3 separate regions of the Mus musculus genome follow, and all the other regions are linked to region 2. The links are chromatin loops, found by intact Hi-C in ENCODE. Cell type or tissue: left cerebral cortex. All regions are shown on one strand.

Region 1 (2,500 bases), 610 kb after region 2:
ACAGTAATGCCAAACATAATGCAGATTCTCCTTTGGGGCTTTCTGAAACATCATGTGGCCCAGACTGCCCTCAGACTCACTGCGTAACCCGCACTGGCCCCAAATTGGAGGTCATTCTCTGTCACCTTCTCCAGCTCAGGGACTTTTAGGTATGCCTCACCATGTCTGGCTATGGTGCTGATTTTTATACATCTCATCTGTAGAGAATATTTACTATCTCATTATAGTATTTTAAAATGCTGCCCAGTTTAGAGCAAAGTCTATGAACGATTGTTAATGGTGTTGTCTCTGACTCTGTGTCTGTGTGTACACCACAAAAGCAACTCTGCAGCCCGCAGAATGTGAACTGCAGAGACCTGGAGGGCCGGCACTCTACACCCTTACACTTCGCTGCAGGCTATAACCGTGTGTCTGTCGTTGAGTACCTTCTACATCATGGAGCTGATGTCCATGCCAAAGACAAAGGGTATGTGAATGTGCAAATCCATTCATACTTAGATAAAGTACATAAAATTAAATAAAATCGCATACTTTTTATCTACAGAATATAGCTGTTTTCTTTGGAACAAAAAATTTACAAATGACATACTGCTTTTTTAAATATTGCTGTTTTTAGTGTCGTAGATGCTTTTCTTATTAAAATATATACATGATTCATTTAAATTACTACTTAAATAGACATACATATTGAAATTGAAGATTGAGTCATCGGTCACCCTAAAGTTAGAACATGAACAGTTTGCCTATTACAGTCGGCCAGCTCTGTCCTGAGCTGTGTCCAGCAGCTGGCAGTCACTTGGACTGTGACCATGTCTCTTGGCTCGGTGCCTGGGTGAGGATGCCTTTCCAGTCTGCTCTGGTCATCACCTGTTCTTGCACTGTGTCTTCCAATTTGGTGCATCCTTTCATGCCTGTGTATAGGATTTTATTTCCTTTACGAATATTTTCATGTAATCTGTAATTTACTGTTTATCCTTTCATTATTTTTTTTGCTATTAAAAAATTCTTCTAAGAATTTAATCCATCCCACAATTATAATAGAAATATAATTTCGATTCTGCTCATTTAAGTTATTGACATTTTTATATTAGATGAATTACTTGATACACCAGGTAAAACTTTTAAAGTGGCTACTTATAAATCTAAGAATAGTAACCAAAATCAATTTCTGTATCCTGAGTCAGTTTAATAGCTGCTCAGATGAGGGGGCCCCATTTTGTGCACTTACTCAGCATTGCGCCATAAGTAAAAAGATGTAGCTCAGGCTTTGAGTAACTGTTAAGTGTTTTATCTTTCTCAAGCCATGCACCATGCATGACGATTCAGAACCCCTCACTGGTTGTTTCAAAGTACTGCAATGCGTTGGAGAGCAGCCAGTGTTGCTTCTATGACTTAGTTTAGTACTGGCATGTGTCATCATCAAGCCTTTGTTGTAGATGACACTAATCTCTAAAGAGTCACTGCATAACTGATTGTTTTTACATGTCCTACGTCCACGTACGCTGCCTTCAGTGCACGGCTCTTGAGAGGGTGTCTTTTTTTGTGCTGCCTTTTAGAATGTCACCTGCTTTCTTTGAAGGAGCTTACTCAGAAGATGAGAGGTTTAGATTCTCTTAGCTGAGTAGAATTTATAATTGAATTTTATTTTCCTTGATGATATTCTTCTTTTTTAGATGGAGTTTGTTTGAGACAAAGGTTTTCTGTATCTCTGGCTGGCCTGAAACTTGCTATGTAGACCAGGGTGGCTACAAATTCAGAGAGATCTTCCTGCCTCTGCCTCCTTAATTCTAGGATTAAAGGCATGCACTACTATGGCCAGTGTGAATTCTCTTCTGAAATCACTTTGAGTTTCCATTGCTTTGTACCTCAATATTTAAGTCATGCAGAGAAACCGCTCTCGAATCATTATGAACTTAAAAATAACTAAAACAAATGGTGAAAGATACAAACTGAATAAGTAGAATGTATTGTGTTTATGTGTTATATATTACATTATTTTATATTGTGTATCATGAGTAAGCTGGCAATTTTCATTAGTAAAATACAAATCAAAGAAAATCTGAGAGATGATAAAAAGTAGATTGGTTAATTATGTGTGCTAATACTTTGTAGTATACAGGACTTTATATTGCTAGGGTACAAGTAAGAATTGAAAGGATTGTGTTACGCAGACCTGGGGTCCCAGCCATTTGGGAGGCTGAGGCAGTAGGATTTGAACTTGGTGCCTGCTTGGCTTATGGAATGAGTATAGGAAAACCTATATTTAAACTGAGAGGTCTGGGTGTGTATAGCTCAGTGGTAGAGTGCCACTAGCATGCGGGAGACCCTGACTCTTAATCCTAGTGCTACCAGAAATAAAGTATTTTTTAAAATTCTATGAGTGATATACACACACACACACACACACACAAACACACACACAAATGTGAATAGATGAGTAGATAGAGCGATAAGAATAAATCAGTATATATTGTATTTCAAGATTAACGATTGCTGTGAT
Region 2 (2,500 bases):
CAGAGTCTCCATTAAGAAGTCAGATGTTCTGCTAGTGGTCAGCCTTTATATATGAGTGGGCCTTGTTCCCCTGCAGCTTTCCATATCCTTTGTTTTATTTAAGTGCTGTGATTATTGAGGTGCTTCTGGGCCTCGGTATTTGGTGTTCTGAATGAACTTTGCTGCATCTCTTTAGAATTAGGAAATTTTCTTTTATGATTTTGTTAATAATATTTTCCGTGCCTTTGACCTAGGATTCTTCTCCTTTCTTTGTACCTATTATTTGTAGGTTGGTCTTTTCAAAGTCTCCCATCCCAGATTCCCTGGAATTTTTTTGAGTCTGGAGTTTTTGTTTTTCCTTTTTCTAAAATTTAATGTTTTCTTTGATTTTTTATTTTTTTCCTACTGTGTCTTTGTGATCTGAAAGCTTCTCTGCCATTTCATTTTAATTTTGACTTACTGAACTTTTCTTTTAAAAAAATTTCCCCCCTTTGATCTTTTAGAGTCAGGATCACAGGAACTCGCTATGTGGACCAGGCTGACCTCAAACTCACAGAGACAGATCTGCCTGCCTCTGCCTCCAGAGTGCTAGGATTAAAGACATATTTCACCACACCTGGCAGTTTAATTTAATAGTGGTTTAAATTAAATACACTCAACTGTTGGTGTTTTCCTCGTCTTTGTTCAGGCATTTATTCATATCCTTGTTAGGTCCTTGAACATATTCATAATTGCTATCTTTAAGTTTTTGTGTTGTGCCGAGTTCTTAATTACTTACTTGGTTCTTTGTTTTCTAGGTTCCCAGAAGCCAGACCAAACTAACAATAATGCTTGAAAAATTAGGAATGGATTATGATGGACGGCCTCACAGCGGTCTCGATGACTCTAAGAACATTGCTAGAATAGCTATTCGGATGCTTCAGGATGGATGTGAACTTCGAATCAATGAAAAAATACTTGGAGGGCAGTTGATGAGTGTGTCCTCATCCTTACCAGTAGAGGGCGCTCCAGCTCCACAGATGCCACATAGTAGAAAGTAACTGCAGTTTTGTCTGATCAGTTGCTACAAAAGTAGCAGGCGAATGAATCTGAGTTAATGCAACCTTCAAGCACCTTAAACATTTAAGATCTTATTACAATTACAGATAGATGGGTATGTATGCAGACATTTTGTGGGAGGACACACCAAATTCTTTGTCACCAGCACTTTTGATCTGAGCAGTATTTGTTACACACAGTAACCAGTCTCTGCTCAGAACTGAATTTTATAATGTAAGGTGTCCAAGATGTGTCCCTTGGCTTTTAAGATGGAAGTTTTATCAGAAAATTCTTTACATGTCATGTTCTTATTGATACTGGAATTTAAAATGAATTTCTACATTACCACCATGAAATTAAATACATTTTTTGAAAATGTGGAAAGGATTGAAAGGTAGTGTTTGCCCATTGAGTTTTAAGTAAAACGTGGTTCTTTTAACTTTGTAAGTTTGTAGGTGAAGTGAGGGCTTTGTCCCAAGAAGGCTGTGTGGGTACCAGATTCTGCAAGTGTTGAAGTTCTATAGTTCAAGTGGCATAATGTTTCTATATAACCTACACGTTCTCCCACATATTTTAATCATCTCTGGGTAGCTTATACTTAATAAACTATAAAGAAATGGTTGTATCATTTAGGGAATAATGACAAGGAAAAAAAAAAGCCTGCAAGTTGATGTAGACACAACCATAGTGGGCCTTGCTACATAGCTCATGAGCTAAAAAAAAACCAAGATCTGAGATGGTGGAGGCAACTTCAGCTGTCCCCTGCGTCACTCTCTGGCCAGCAGCTGTCCCCCCCTGCGTCACTCACTCTGGTCCACTCAGCAAAGTGCTTGCTGAGCAGCAAATTCAGGTGTTTCTTCTTGGAACATTTTCGGCATATCTGTGTATAGCCTATATTCAAGCCAGGAAGTTGTTTCTAAAGGTGTCTACTTTGACAGCCCTGAACACACATGACCCCCAGAACACACGTGATAGACTAAGAGAATCAACTCAGCTCAAGGATGATAAAGTACTGGGACCAGTTTCATATTATAACTGGAAACCTTGTAATAGGTCATAGAATTTAGTTAAAAATCTAGTTACTGGAGGCTAGCAAGATGGCTCAGTGGTTAAAAGTACTTGCTTCTCTTGTAGAAGATCCAAGTTCAATTCCCAGAACCCACATGGTGGCTCACAACCATCTGTAAGTTTCAAAGAATCCAACAGGCAAAACATTCATAAACATAAAATAACTAAATTTAGAATACTGGGCTGGAGAGATGCCTCAGAAGTTAAGAGTGCTGGCTGCTCTTTGAGAGGCCCTGAAGTTCAATTCCCAGCACCCACATAGTGGCTCCCAACCCCCTACAATGAGACTGCTGTCCTCTTCTGGCATGCAGGCAGAATGTTGTATATATAATATATACATCCTTTTTAAAAGTCTAATTACTGGTGAGACTAATGGAAAGTTAGAAAAGGCAGCCTGGTAGCACAGATGTGTAAT
Region 3 (2,500 bases), 500 kb after region 2:
CTTTACCTGTTGTCTCTGCGCTAGCAAAGCAGAAGAAAGAAGTCAGTCATTCCAGAGTACGGCCACGTCTCTCATGTCATGTGGTCTGCTCAGTCTCCGAGATTCTCGTCTGGTGCTCCCCCTCCCCCACCCCGCTCCCCCATTGCTCATTCCTGTCCCTTCTTATTCTCTGTCTAGTTAGGTTTGCATACTCCCAATGCCAGTGAGTCTTGCATGCCTCTCAGAGCATCCTTAGTCAGATTTAACTCTGAAGAGACAAACCAAGCGGTGTGTCCTCCTGACCCACTAGCATAGTTGCGGCCATTTTGTTCCATGCTTGCCAGCTATTTCATATTGTTGCTGTAATATGCCTACCAGCCTTTGACATAGAAAAATAGTTTGACTCAGAGAAGGGTCATGCTGGTCACATCCCCTGTTATGTTCTGTATGTCCTGAGGTTTGTTAATCTTAAGGAATTCCACAAAGCTTTACATAGGGCCCATCAAATTAAAGGTCATTATGAACTGTTATGTCAAAAATGGCTTAAATCAGACCTGATCACCTGGCAGAACTTCCTGCACCTGAGAAAGATCTCATTGTCGTTTGTGTGTGTGTGTTTTCCTTTATAAGCTGACAGAAAAAGATAATGTAGTTCAGATAATTCTGAGCTATGTCCATGATCTAATCAGTATTAGGGTATAAATTCAATAATCCGACTCTCAGACCCCAACACTGAGCTATTGACAGTGTGTATGTGCATGGATTCCTTTCTCCGGTATTAAGTACAAATGCTCTTAGAGAATAAAGTTCCCTTATCCTTCCCTCCTGTCCCGTGTCAGAATGAGACGTAAGAGACAGTACAAAGAGACAGTAAGGTGGAGAGATATCTAACACTGCATTTAAAAATATTCCCAATGTGCTAATTATAATTATTCTTCAGAGCGTTTGTATGCATTAGCTCACTTCATTCCTGCAAACAACTTTGTGAGGTGGGTACTATTAATTCCATTTTCGGACGAGGACGTTTGGTAGATGTTTGCATAAGTTACACTTTAATAGCTTCTTCTGAAGGGAGACACCGCAGACTGACGGGTACCCGAGGGAAGACTGAAGCCGACCGAAGCAATCCCGCAGAAAGTGAAGGAAGGCAGAAGTTTCTCAGACAGGTAGTGGCTCACCACAACTTTCAAATCTGCCCAGCCAGCCCGCCAGGGCGTCACAAAAGCCCGTCGCTCCACTACTAAGCCACGCCCCCAGGCTGGTTGTTCTCTGAGCTTCCAATACTTCCCTTCTTCTCTCGGACTCCACCCACTTCGGCAGGAATCATTTCCGGGTATGTTGGATCCCGATTGGTCCAGAATCCGGAAGTGAGGGCGGGCGGTGGCGCCGTTGCCGCAGTGACAGTACGGGGGAGTGGGAAGATGGCGGCGTCGCGTCGCTCTCAGCATCATCACCACCATCATCAGCAACAGCTCCAGCCCGCCCCAGGGGCTTCGGCTCCGCCACCGCCACCTCCCCCGCCGCTCAGCCCGGGCTTGGCCCCGGGACCCACCCCTGCCTCGCCTACGGCCGGCGGCCTGGCGCCCTTCGCCTCCCCGCGGCACGGCCTGGCGCTGCCGGAGGGGGATGGCAGCCGGGACCCGCCCGACAGGCCGCGATCTCCCGACCCGGTGGACGGCGCCGTCTGCACCGTGGCTGCTCCGGCCGCGGTCCCGGCAGCTTCCGCCGCCGTCGGGGTCGCTCCCACCCCAGCCGGCGGCGGCGGCGGCGGCGGGAACAACTCCGCGTCGTCCGCTTCTTCCCCGACTTCGTCTTCGTCTTCCTCCCCGTCCTCCCCTGGCTCGAGCTTAGCGGAGAGTCCCGAGGCGGCCGGAGTTGGCTCCACGGCAACTTTGGGAGCCGGGGCGGCGGGCCTCGGCCCGGGGGTCCCAGCCGTGAGTGGGGCCCTGCGGGAGCTGCTCGAGGCCTGTCGGAATGGGGACGTGTCCCGGGTGAAGAGGTTGGTGGACGCCGCGAACGTGAATGCCAAGGACATGGCCGGCCGAAAGTCTTCTCCCCTGCACTTCGCAGCAGGTCTGTCTGGGACTTGAGAATTGTGGTTTACGGGGTTCGGAGCGGAGGGTGGGTGATTGGACCCAGGACAAAGAAGTTACAGGTTGTTAGCAGGACTTCACCCCGAGAGCTGAAGTTTTTAGTGCATGGGTGGTGGGGACTTGGAAGCGGGGACGAGGTGTGAATTCACCCCTCAGTGTTTGCAACCGTGGTACTTCAACTTATGCAAACTCTGTGTAGCGGTCAACCCTGGATGTGGGCATGCTTAAAACTTTTTCAGTTCAGAGTGTGCCTGCCTGGGACAAGTTGCATTTGAGTCGCTTTAGGGACAGCTTTGTCGTTCGTGAGACAGTTTTGTTTTTGTTTTTGTTTTCGGCACGGTTTTGTCCCCGGAGGACAGACAGTCCCGGGCCAAAAGAAGTGTACGGTAACTCAACAAGTGTTTTAAGAATCTCTCATATTCTTAAGA

Evidence for each region. Hi-C counts contacts between places; a loop is a spot of excess contacts. Peaks named below come from ENCODE experiments on the same cell type or tissue, not always from the same donor. Only the 100,000 strongest peaks of a DNase experiment are listed, where the experiment ranks them.
Region 1: it touches region 2 in a loop (4-fold over the local background); 20 of 42 quality-filtered maps call a loop at or near these places.
Region 3: it touches region 2 in a loop (2.3-fold over the local background); 5 of 42 quality-filtered maps call a loop at or near these places.

Annotation. Positions count from the first base shown.
Region 1 is chr8:34,853,894-34,856,393 of GRCm38, reverse strand. It overlaps Tnks (tankyrase, TRF1-interacting ankyrin-related ADP-ribose polymerase), which reads left to right. Exons shown (of 27, transcript NM_175091.3): 14 at 321-466. Among named protein-coding and RNA genes, the nearest start is that of Dusp4, 48 kb to the right of the region's middle. In left cerebral cortex, no CTCF peak of the experiment used is centred here; DNase peaks (open chromatin) are centred at 811 and 1,360.
Region 2 is chr8:35,467,647-35,470,146 of GRCm38, reverse strand. Eri1 (exoribonuclease 1) reads left to right here. Exons shown (of 7, transcript NM_026067.3): 7 at 777-2,500. The coding sequence ends at 1,019. Among named protein-coding and RNA genes, the nearest start is that of Gm51568, 27 kb to the left of the region's middle. In left cerebral cortex, a CTCF peak has its summit at 974 (motif pointing right); a DNase peak (open chromatin) is centred at 987.
Region 3 is chr8:34,964,566-34,967,065 of GRCm38, reverse strand. Tnks (tankyrase, TRF1-interacting ankyrin-related ADP-ribose polymerase) reads left to right here and starts at 1,376. Exons shown (of 27, transcript NM_175091.3): 1 at 1,376-2,052. The coding sequence starts at 1,401. In left cerebral cortex, a CTCF peak has its summit at 1,215; a DNase peak (open chromatin) is centred at 1,298; H3K4me3 peaks cover 1,671 bases; H3K27ac peaks cover 617 bases.